Regions from separate parts of the Homo sapiens genome. Here region 1 is linked to region 2. A link is an interaction called in ENCODE POLR2A ChIA-PET data of the cell type or tissue named here. Cell type or tissue: GM12878. All regions are shown on one strand. Each heading gives the region's core, and the rest is flanking DNA. Links, peaks and the distances in the headings are about the cores only.

Evidence for each region. Peaks named below come from ENCODE experiments on the same cell type or tissue, not always from the same donor. Only the 100,000 strongest peaks of a DNase experiment are listed, where the experiment ranks them.
Region 1: POLR2A ChIA-PET joins it to region 2 with 5 read pairs; 2 of 35 experiments call an interaction of 5 or more read pairs at or near these places.

What each region holds. Positions count from the first base shown.
Region 1 is chrX:47,935,036-47,940,427 of GRCh38, forward strand. No RefSeq gene overlaps it. Among named protein-coding and RNA genes, the nearest start is that of ZNF182, 66 kb to the right of the region's middle. In GM12878, for the core only: no CTCF peak of the experiment used is centred there; no DNase peak of the experiment used is centred there.
Region 2 is chrX:48,018,869-48,024,260 of GRCh38, forward strand. No RefSeq gene overlaps it. Among named protein-coding and RNA genes, the nearest start is that of SPACA5, 15 kb to the left of the region's middle. RefSeq lists a silencer at 2,212-2,261. In GM12878, for the core only: no CTCF peak of the experiment used is centred there; DNase peaks (open chromatin) are centred at 2,433 and 2,563; H3K4me3 peaks cover 1,177 bases; H3K27ac peaks cover 943 bases.

The sequences.
Region 1 (5,392 bases), core at 59-5,058, 84 kb before region 2:
TTGTTTGCATCAGTGCAATAAGACTCTGTTTTCTTTTGTAACAGAACGCAATGGGAAAAACTGGTTGTTTTACCAAGGCTTTGACTGGAATGGTGTGCTCTCCTTTAAGGAATCAAACTTAACTTATGGAACCAATAAAGCCCTTGGAAAACTGGCCTTATATTTTGTGTACACAGTCCCTGTACAGGGTTTGTGATCTGTAGTAAGTAAAGAATGTCACTTTCTAACAGGCCAGGAACCCCAAGTTATCTTAAAACCTCAAGAGAAAAGGAATTTGCCCAACTCATAGGTATTTGATAGTACAAATCCATGGCTGGGCTCGGCTTTAAAAAGTCTTATCCCAAATTCCTTCTATGAAACAAAGTTCCATCAAAGCCAATTTAAAAGGCCTATATAGCAAATAATTATTCTTGCTGCACTGTATACAAATAATTAAGCCAAGTATAATAAAGCAAACCAGTCCTACCATAATTTGTCTTTTAATAAAATGGGAAACTGGAGAATGAAAATTATGTTTCAAAAACTGTAGCACACCTGTTGTTAAATTCTAGCCTTGCGTAATGTTTTTCAATTTTTATCATTTGCTACAGTTTAAATTATATCCTTTAGAAAAACCAACTCCTGGTTACATCACACTCAAGTCAAAGCCTGAAAAGCTAAGGAAGCAACCCCTAACAGCCCAGAGAAACATCCTAAATATCAATGTAAAGAAATAAGAAATCTTAAGCTGAAAATCCCAAAAATAAGTAACTGAGTGAGAATTACTCATCTTACTCAGTCTCACCCCTACAAATACTTTTTGTCGTTTCTCTCCTTTTAAGCCAAATATTAAAACCTTTTTAATGGAAATTATTTACTATGCCACCCTTGTGGGAATTGCTTTACTCACTCTACTATTTGCAGTAGGACTATATGCTGTAGCACCCTCAGGGTGGAATATCAGAAAATCTCAATTACTGTAGCATTTTGCTTAATTATTAGCCTCATAGCAGGAATAACAGTTACTAACAAAAAAATAACACACGGGCCTTTCCAAACATGCGGCTCTGCCTCTCATTGGGTGAGGAATGTTTCTATCTCAACCAGTTGGGCCCAGTAAAACGTGCTGCTGAAAAACTAAAAATAATAATAATAAAAGGGGGGCTAAAGAGCTAAGGAAATACCAAAACAACCAAATAAATTATTGGTTTAAAAACAAAATCACAGCATGGGTCAACCCATTCCTGGGCCCTCTCCTAATAATATGCCTAGGACTAATGTTCTTGCCCTGCCTAATTAACATTTTTCAAAGATTTTTAACTGACAGGATCACGGCCACCTCACAGGCAAGTACCCAAAAACATCTACAGATGGTGTTGCTCCAGCAGTCAATCCGAGACCAAGAAACTCTCCGCCCCACCCCTCAGCAGGAAGTAGCCAGAAAGAACACATCGCCCCTTGTCCTTTTATAACTATAGGGTCTGCAATGACAGAGCAGGAGTACTGTCATCTCAGACAAACACCGCCACTTTCAGTTCCAGCTCCCTTTCTATCCTCATGCATTTCAAGGAAATCACTTCTCTCCTAACTGCAAGCAACCAGAAAAGAGCAGACAGTAAAATACAGATAAGACAGCTCAGGCACTGAGCTGGGGCGGGCAGCGGCAGGGGCGGGCGGCGGGGGATGTCTCTTGGGTAACTGCCAAACTTCACCGTCATACAATGGGCCCCATGAAACAGTGGGTCTTAATAAGCACATTCCTTCCCCTTCAGGTGCAGTAAGATAGGGAAGCTAAAAGCAGACTCTCCGGGGGGCGGGGGGAGGGGTGCGGCGGTATGCCTGCAGCTGCAGGAAGATGTATGGGGACAGACACATAAGTCTCCCTCCCAGATAAGCACAACTAAGAGACACAAAAGCAGTCAAAGTCTCTGATAAACTCTCCTGCCCTAAATCCTTAAAAACTCTTACCCCTCTCAGGTGTATTTCTCTAAAATGAACCTGTCTTTGACTGTTGAGCCACCTTTCATGTTTCTTTCCTCTTTCTTTAATTCTTACAGTATACCCTTGTGAACACATGAATGACTGGGAGCTGTGGCTCGCTACCACTGCCCAGCATTGTGAGAGACTGTCATACCACTTTCTACTCAATGTGTCATGTTTACACCATTGTAAAATTGAAACGTTGTAAGTTGGGGGACCATCTGTAATTGAAAACAGGTGTTCAAAGAAAAACTTGTACACTTACATTCGTAGAAGCACTAGTCACAAAAACCAAAAGATAGAAACTACCCAGTGTCCATCAACCAATGAATGGATAAACAAAATGTGGTATATCTATACAATGGAATATTATTCAGTTATAAAAAGGATTGTGTCATGGATATGTGCCACGATATGGATAAACTTTAAAACTATGCTAAGTGAAAGAACCCAAACACAGAAGGCCACAGTATTTTATGATTTAATCTATATGGAATATCCAGAATAGGCAAATCTGTAGAGACAGAAAGCAGTAGTGGTTGCCAAGGGCTGAGGTGAGAGAGTGGGAAGTGATTGCTTAGTGGGTATAGAGTTTCCTTTTTGTAGTGATGAAAATATTCTGGAATTAGATAGTGATGATAGTTGCTCAAATTTGTGAATATACCAAATGAATAACCATTAAAATGGTTAGAATGGTGAATTTTATATGTATATTTGACCACAATAAAAAATGGATCATAGATCTAAATGTAAAACATAAAAGTGTAAAACTTCTAGAAGAAAACAAGGAAGAAAACCTCATGATCTTGGGTTTGCAAAGATTTCTTAGATATGACATGGAAAAGCACAATCCATTAAAATGTATTGATAAATTGGATTTTTAAATAAAAACCCTGTGCTGTATTAAAAGAAAACAAGCCAAAGACTAGGGTAAAATAATTGCAAAACATATACCTGACTCATATTAAGAATATGTAGATCAGGCATGGTGGCTCATGCCTTTAATCCCAGCGCTTTGGGAGGCCAAGGCAGGAGGATTGCTTGAGCCAGGAGTTTGAGACCAGCCTGGGCAACATAGTGAGACCTCATCTCTACAAGAATAAAAAACTAGCCAGGCATTGTGGTGCATTTCTGTAGTCGTACCTACTGGAGAGGCTGAGGCAAGCGGATCTTGAGCCCAGGAGATCAAGGATACAGTGAACTATGATTGTACCACTGCGTTCCAGCATAGGCAACACAGCAAGACCCTGTCTGAAAAAAATATGTAAAACAACTCTCAAAATGCTATAAGTAAACAACCCATAAAAATGGGCAAAAATCTTGAGCAGATGCTTTACCAAAAAATGACAAATAAGCACATGAAAATATGTTCAACATTATCTGTCATTAGGGAAATGCAAACTACAACCACAACTAAATACCCCTACACACCTCTTAGAATGGCTAAAATAAAAAAGTCTGACCATACCAAGTACTTTAAAGGATGTGGGCCAACTGGAGCTCTTATACATTACACAGTTTCATATAAAATTAATCATACCACTCAGCAATCCCATTTTTAGGTATTCCACCCAAGATAAATAAAAACTTATATACACACTAAAACCTGTGCATGAATGTTTTAAGCAGTCTTACTCACAATTGTCAACCTGGAAAGAACTCAAACGCCCTTCAACTGGTGTATCATGACTGTGGTGATGGCTCCACACATTTATCAAAACCCATAGAAATGTATACCAAAAGAAGCAGATTTGACTATATGGAAAATTTTTAGAAAGGATTTGGGGGGGAACCCAAAGTGGAACACAAACTTTAAAAAATGAACGCAACTATCTTTGGCCAGGCACAGTGGCTCGCACCTGTAATCCCAGCACTTTGGGAGGCCGAGGCAAGCGAATCACTTGAGGTCAGGGGTTCAAGACCAGGCTGGCCAACATGGTGAAACCCCATCTCTAAATACAAAAATTAGCCGGGCGTGGTGGCGCGTGCCTGTAGTCCCAGCTACTCGAGAGGCTGAGACATGAGAATTGCTAGAACCTGGGAGGCAGAAATTGGAGTGAGCCAAGATCGTGCCACTGCACTCCAGCCTGGGTGACAGAGCGAGACTCCATCTCAAAAAAAAAAAGAAAAAAGAACCCAACTATCTTATAAATTAATAACACTACACTGAAGGGGGTGGGCAGAAAAGACAGAAATACATAACTTAGGACATAGTACTTTTATTGGATACTGTAAGGGTATAGACAAAAAACATTATTCTCTAGTTAGTAAATTTGTTGTTCTCAGGGGTATGAGTTAGCAATTCTGAAAGTTCTTTATGTTAATACTAGAGTTGAACAAGTAAGTAAATATATCATAGTTAGTGAGAGCTAGATTTCTCACTGTTATAATTAAGGAAATGGGAAAGGCTGGAATGAATCCTGTGGTGTTGGATTGGAATCAGAGGTGGAGAGAGAGAGAGAGACAGAGAGAGAATGAGAATGAATATATGTGCATGCATGGGTTAATATATATACATATATTTCCAAGCTTTCAAGTTAGCTGAGAGGGTCTAGAAGCAATAATAACTCAGTACCAGTGAGCACATATAGCAGTCAGATCTTGGTTTTTAAATACCATTCTCTAATAAAAGGAACCAGGGTTCCATGAAAAAGTAGTTGAATTGGAGCACCTTCTAGTCTGAAAAGGTAATGAAGTGCTTTTTTAAAAAGATGGAGGCATATCAAAAGAGCACCATAAACTAAACTGAAAGAGCTTGCAGTGGCCAAAGCTGGAATAATTTGAGACAGAAAATAAATAATGATAGATTATAACCCATAGATTAAAATAAATATGTGTGAGTCTAAATTGTTGTAAATAAATAATTGAATAAATAAATAAATGGGGGTAAAAGGGACAACTCTTCCTTACTGAATAATTCTAATTAACAAATGTAGAAAGAGTGAGGGAAGTAGAAAATTGTTATTAGAATACTACAGTAATAATTGTTGCAGGGAAGATTGACCCATGGGTGCTAAAATTAGTGGGTAAAACCTTGATGAGAAAGTGTATTCACATAGTTTCAAAGTACCTTCCCAAGATATTTATTAATTACAAAGGAAAAAATAGTAACTTTATGGTGAAGGAACCTAGTAGATACCACTGGGTTAATCAAGTGATCTAAGTTAATATCACCAGTAAGATGATGTAGCCATTATGTGACCACTGATATAATGCACTGAGAAGGACACATTGCTTCTGTAGTATTCTTGCCAAAAATGTGTAACCTCAATCTAATAAGAAGACAGGCTGGGTGCGGTGGCTCACACCTGTAATCCCAGCACTTTGGGAGGCCGAGATGGGTGGATCATCTGAGGTCAGGAGTTCAAGACCAGCATGGCCAACATGGTGAAAACCCGTCTCTACTAAAAATACAATAATTAGCTGGGCATGG
Region 2 (5,392 bases), core at 336-5,335:
CTATATAACCAACTTGCACATGTACCCCTGAACCTAAAATAAAAGTTAAAGAAAAAGACGACAAGAGAGATCACTGCCACACTGTAGCAGAAATTACACAGAAGTCCTTCAATATGGGGCTGATTAATAAATCGTAGTACATGCATACAAGAAAAAAAAGCATCTCTTAAAAATATCTCTATGTCCTGATACTGAAATACCTTCCATCAACAAGTGTTCATTAAGTAGGGGCTATTCCAGCTATGCCAGTGAGCAGCTGTGCAAGCCCATGCAATCTGCTTATCCACTCTGGTACTCAGCTTCCTTAGCTGTAAGAGGTAGATAAAAATGGTACCTACTTCCTAAGGTCATTGTGAGAATTAAAAGTGATCATGCATATATAATGCTTAGTATGGTGTCAGGTGCAGTGTGAGCTCACTACATGTCGGCTCTTGTTGTGTCACTTTTGTTATCATTATCATTTGTATTATCATTATCATTACCACTATGACCATTATTAATACTATTCTGGGCAAATGGAATGGCAAAACAGTTTTACATAATGAGCAGATTTTAGCAAAAGGAAGACATTTACATACGTATATATTTATATGTGTATGTAAATATAAAGAGAAAGAACAAGGGGGAGAGAGAGGTGTATAGGTGGAAATTAACCAAATTCATCAGAAATTGGTTATTTGGAATGAGTGGTGATATGAGATTATAAGTGAATTCCCCCTTTCAGATTGTATATTCCTCAAGAGTTTGGATTTTTGGTGTGCCACTTCTAAATCACTTCTGTAGGAAGAGAAAAAAATGACAAAATAATATAGACTTTCTTAAAAAGGGCAGAAGGGAAAGTACTGAACATGCTTAGGGACATCATGAATTCTGAGCCTAAAAAGGAAAAGGGCAGACCTTTGGGTTGCTCAGGCTGTTCTGAAACCCCAGATGTGGAAAAACTACATATAGATCAGAAAAGAATTTGAAGGGCATGAGGTTTACTGATTCTTCCTGATGATCAAGGTCCATATATTGAGCCAGAACATAAGAGCTATTTGTGCAGACATGGCTTTGATTTCCTGAAGAGTCACATATTTTTAGTTCTGCTTTAGCAGGACACCTTTGGTTGACATGCAGACATATTTTAAGTCACAGCAGAGCAATCCTATCTCTGTATTTATCACAAGATTGCTGATAAGGGACTTGGCTGACGCATCAGAGAACTGTCTTATCAAAGAAATCTTTGCTTCTGAGGAAGTGGCTTACTTTCTCTGTATGGGTGAGATAAATAAAGCAAATGAGCTTTTTTCCCCCTCTATGTTGTGGCTTCTAGGAAGCTCAGAAAAATAACTGTAGCTCAACATAATTATGTAGAATCCTATGATCTACATATAGACATTTCAACCTGGCCTTGGTTTTGCTCTACTTCCCTATTCCATTTTATGTGTTTATATGTATCCATTTTATGGTATTAATAATAGTATAATAATAATATTAAACTCATATATAAGACTTACGTATGTGCTAGGCATTGTTGTAAACACTTATATTGACTCAATTGATCTACACAACAACCATACAAGGCAGGTATTATTATTATTATCATTAACATCATCATCCCTATTTTACAGTTAGAGAAACTAAGGCACAAAGAGGTTAAATGACGACTCTGTCCGCAGACCACCAGCCCTCTCACTTCCGTTCGATGTAAACTCTCTGCCCCGCCTCATACCCTGCTCTGATGTTAAGATCCGAATGCTTATTCAGGCAAGGTCCCCTTGTGTTTCCAAAATCAGTCACAACTTCCTCTGACAGCCACCTTTTTCCGACCTTTATCCTGCATTAATTAGGTACTGCCAGTCACTATACTTGCTCATGCGCAGTACCGTTCCCAAAGCCGTCGGTGCTAGCAGCCAAAGTTGTTCTGTGGTTTTCTTTAATTTAATGATTAAATTTTTTTAATTGTACATATTTGTAGGGTGCAGAGTGGTATTTCAATACATGCATACAATGTGTAATGATCAAATCAGGGTAATTAGCATGTGCATCACCTCAAATATTTATCATTTCTTTGCGTTGGGAATATTCAAAATCCTCTCTTCTAGGTATTTGAAAATGTACAATAAATTATTGCTAACTATAGTTATTAAGCAGTGCTATAGAACACCAAAACTTTTTTGTTCCTTAACTGCAATGATTGTACGTATTTGGCTGGCAAGAAAAATGGCCGTGCCAGTAAACCAGCTTGTCAAGGGAGCAGGCATCTTTACAGCCCTTACCATTCCGTACAGGAGAGTAATATGCCTTTTAAAGTTTGGAAAAGATAGAACTCCGAGAGGACTTTGAAAACTTGGCGATAAAAGTGGGGCCCTTTGTGCAAAGCTAGTGACGGGCAAATTATGGGCGTGTTTGGGGGGGTTTCAAGAGAACGGGTATGTAAAAATGTTGAGTTCAGGACCACAGACCCCTCCGCCGGGAGATACCACTGCGGAGACGGGGGACGCCTGAAATGGTACGGACATCCCTGGTACCTATTACCGGGGAAAAAGGATGCAGAGCCGGTGATAATACATTCCTCCACCGGTCAGTATCAGTGGGGAGATGGGGAGAACGTGTGGAGCTGGTACTCCTCTCAAGAAAATAACAGTAGGGAGATAGATACTATTAAGCTAGCGGTGGCGAAGGCTCAGGTTGGTACAGTCCGTTGTGGGAGATACCACTGGTGCAAATAGGGAGGTGTGGTACAATCTGCCCACGGAGAAAGAAACGTGAAGAAAGTGACATTGGTAAACATAGGCGCAGGGAGAGTTGGAGACATAAGCCCAGGGATAAAGGGGCCCAGGTGAGGTGGAATATTAGTCGGAGACTAGGTGAGAAGACAGATCTGATCGCGACCCCGCCAGGACTACATTCCATCCTCCTCCTGGGAAACTGTTGCAGAGAGATTTGAGAGGGCGGAGATTCCAGGGTCCCAGTCCTATGAGGCCTCCCTGAGGCCTAGGGGAATAAACAGGAGACAGACAGTGATCAGGTTCCGGACCTCAAACACTCTCCCCTATTAATCATATTCTACCAATTGATCACCTGAAAGAAAATGCACAGGTGAGCCCTTTCAGCTTATTGCAATAGGGAAAACTTTTCTTAATGAGGAACATCCCAAAGACAAGGAAAGAGACCTCGGGTTGTATAGAGGCAGGTAAGCAAAAGAGTCATCCTTGAGTCATCAATCAGGACAGATAGAGATAGGTCTTATCTCAGAATGTGTAAATACATTAGGGACTACTATAGACTGAATTGCGCCCCTTCCCCCCCCCCCCCCCCATTCATACGTTGAAGCCCAAACTGTCAATGTGATGGTATTTGAGGATGGGGCCTTTGGGAGGTAATTAAGGCTATATGAGGTCATGAGGGTGGGGCCTTGGTCTAATGGGATTAGTGCCCTTATAAAAACAGACGTCCAAGAGTTTGCTCACTCTCTCTCCATTTGCACAAAAAAGAGGTGATGTGAAAACACAGTAAGAAGGCAGTTGTCTGCAAGCCTTATGGCTTTCTTTATAGAGAACCCTCACCAGGAACCAAATCAGCTGGCCCCTTCATCTTGGACTTCTCCCAGCCTCCAGAACTATGCCAAATAAACTTCTGGTTTAACCCGTCCAGTCTGTGGCATTTTATTATGGCAGCCCAAGCAGGTAATCCAGGGACTTTTGCAGTTAGCCCTTTGCTGGAACCCCAAAGGGAGCCAGGGGCTGTGAGAATTTTGTAACCATGACTGCTTTCCAGGAGCACAGGACCCACTCAGATATAAAGTAACAGCATCACTCCCCTTCCAGCTCACTCTGCCCCTCATGGCTCCTACTCCTTCCCACTCTACCAATCATTAACATGTATTCTCTCCCACGGTGCCCCCAATTTCCCGCCATTCAGTCACACTGCCATTTTCTTTCATTCATTCTGCTTCATGGCCACCATTCACGCATCTTGTACCCCATATAAACACCTTTCTTTTTATTGTGGTAAAATACACATAACATGAAACTTACTATTTTAACTATTTTACATTGCACAATTCAGTGCCATTTAGGACATTCACAGTATTGTGCAACCATTACCACTATTTAATTCCAGGCTGTCTTCACCACCCCAAAAGGAAACCTCATCCCCATTAAACAATCATTCCCTATTCCCCTTTCCCCCCAGCCCCTGGCTACCACTTAATCTGCTTTCTGGTGCTATAGATTTGCCTATTATGGATATTTCATATAAGTAGAATCATACACTTTGTGGTCTTTTGTGTCCGGCTTCTTTAACGTGGCATAATGTCTTCAAGGTTAATCAGTAACAGTACTTCATTCCTTTCTGTGGCTGAATAATATTCCATTGTATGGATATACTATACCATATTTGGTTTATCCACTCATCAGTTGATAGATATTTGAGCTGTTTCTACCTTTTGGCTATTATGAATAGTGCTGCTATGAACATTGGTGTGTAAGTTTTTGTTTGAATACCTACCTGTTTCCCATTTTATTAAGTATATAACTAGGAGTGGAATTGCTGGATCATGTGGTATTTCTGTGTTTAACTTTTTGAGGAACCACCAAACTGTTTCCTACAGTGGCTGCACCATTTTACTTTCCAACCAGCAGTGTATTAGGGTTCCAATTTCTCCACATCCTCTCTAACACTTGTTGTTTTGTTGGTTTTTATTGTAGCCATCCTAGCAGATGTAAAGTGGTATCTAATTGTGGTTTTGATTTGAATTTCCCTGATGACTAATGACAAATCTTTTCATGAGCTTATTGGCCATGTGTATATCATGTATATCTTATTTGGAAAAATATCTATTCAAGTCTTTGCCCAGTGTTAACTGGGGATTTTTTGGTTATTAGATTGTAAGAGTTCTTTATATATTCTGGATACCCTTATCAGATTATAATTTTCCCATTCTCTGGGTTGTCTTTTCATTCTCCTGATAATGTCATTTGATACACAAAAGTTTTCATTTTTATTAAGTCCAATTATTCATTTTTTTTCTGTTACTTATGCTTTTGGTATCATATCTAAGAAACAATTGCCAAGTCCAAAGACGTGAAGATTTATTCCTTCATTTTCTTCTAGTTATTTTACAGTTTTAGTTCTTGTATTTAGGTCTTTTATCCATTTTGAGTTAACTTTTATATATGGTATGGGGTCATGGTACAACTTCATTCTTTTACATGTGGATATCTATTTTTCCAGTGCATCTGTTGAACGGACTATTCTTTCCCCATTAAATGATCTTGGCACCCTAATCAAAAATCATTTGAGCTGCATGGGTTTTTTTTTTCTGGACTTTCAATTCTATTCCATTGATCTATATGTTTATCCTGGTGCCAGCACCACACTGTTTTGATTACTGTACCTTTGCAGT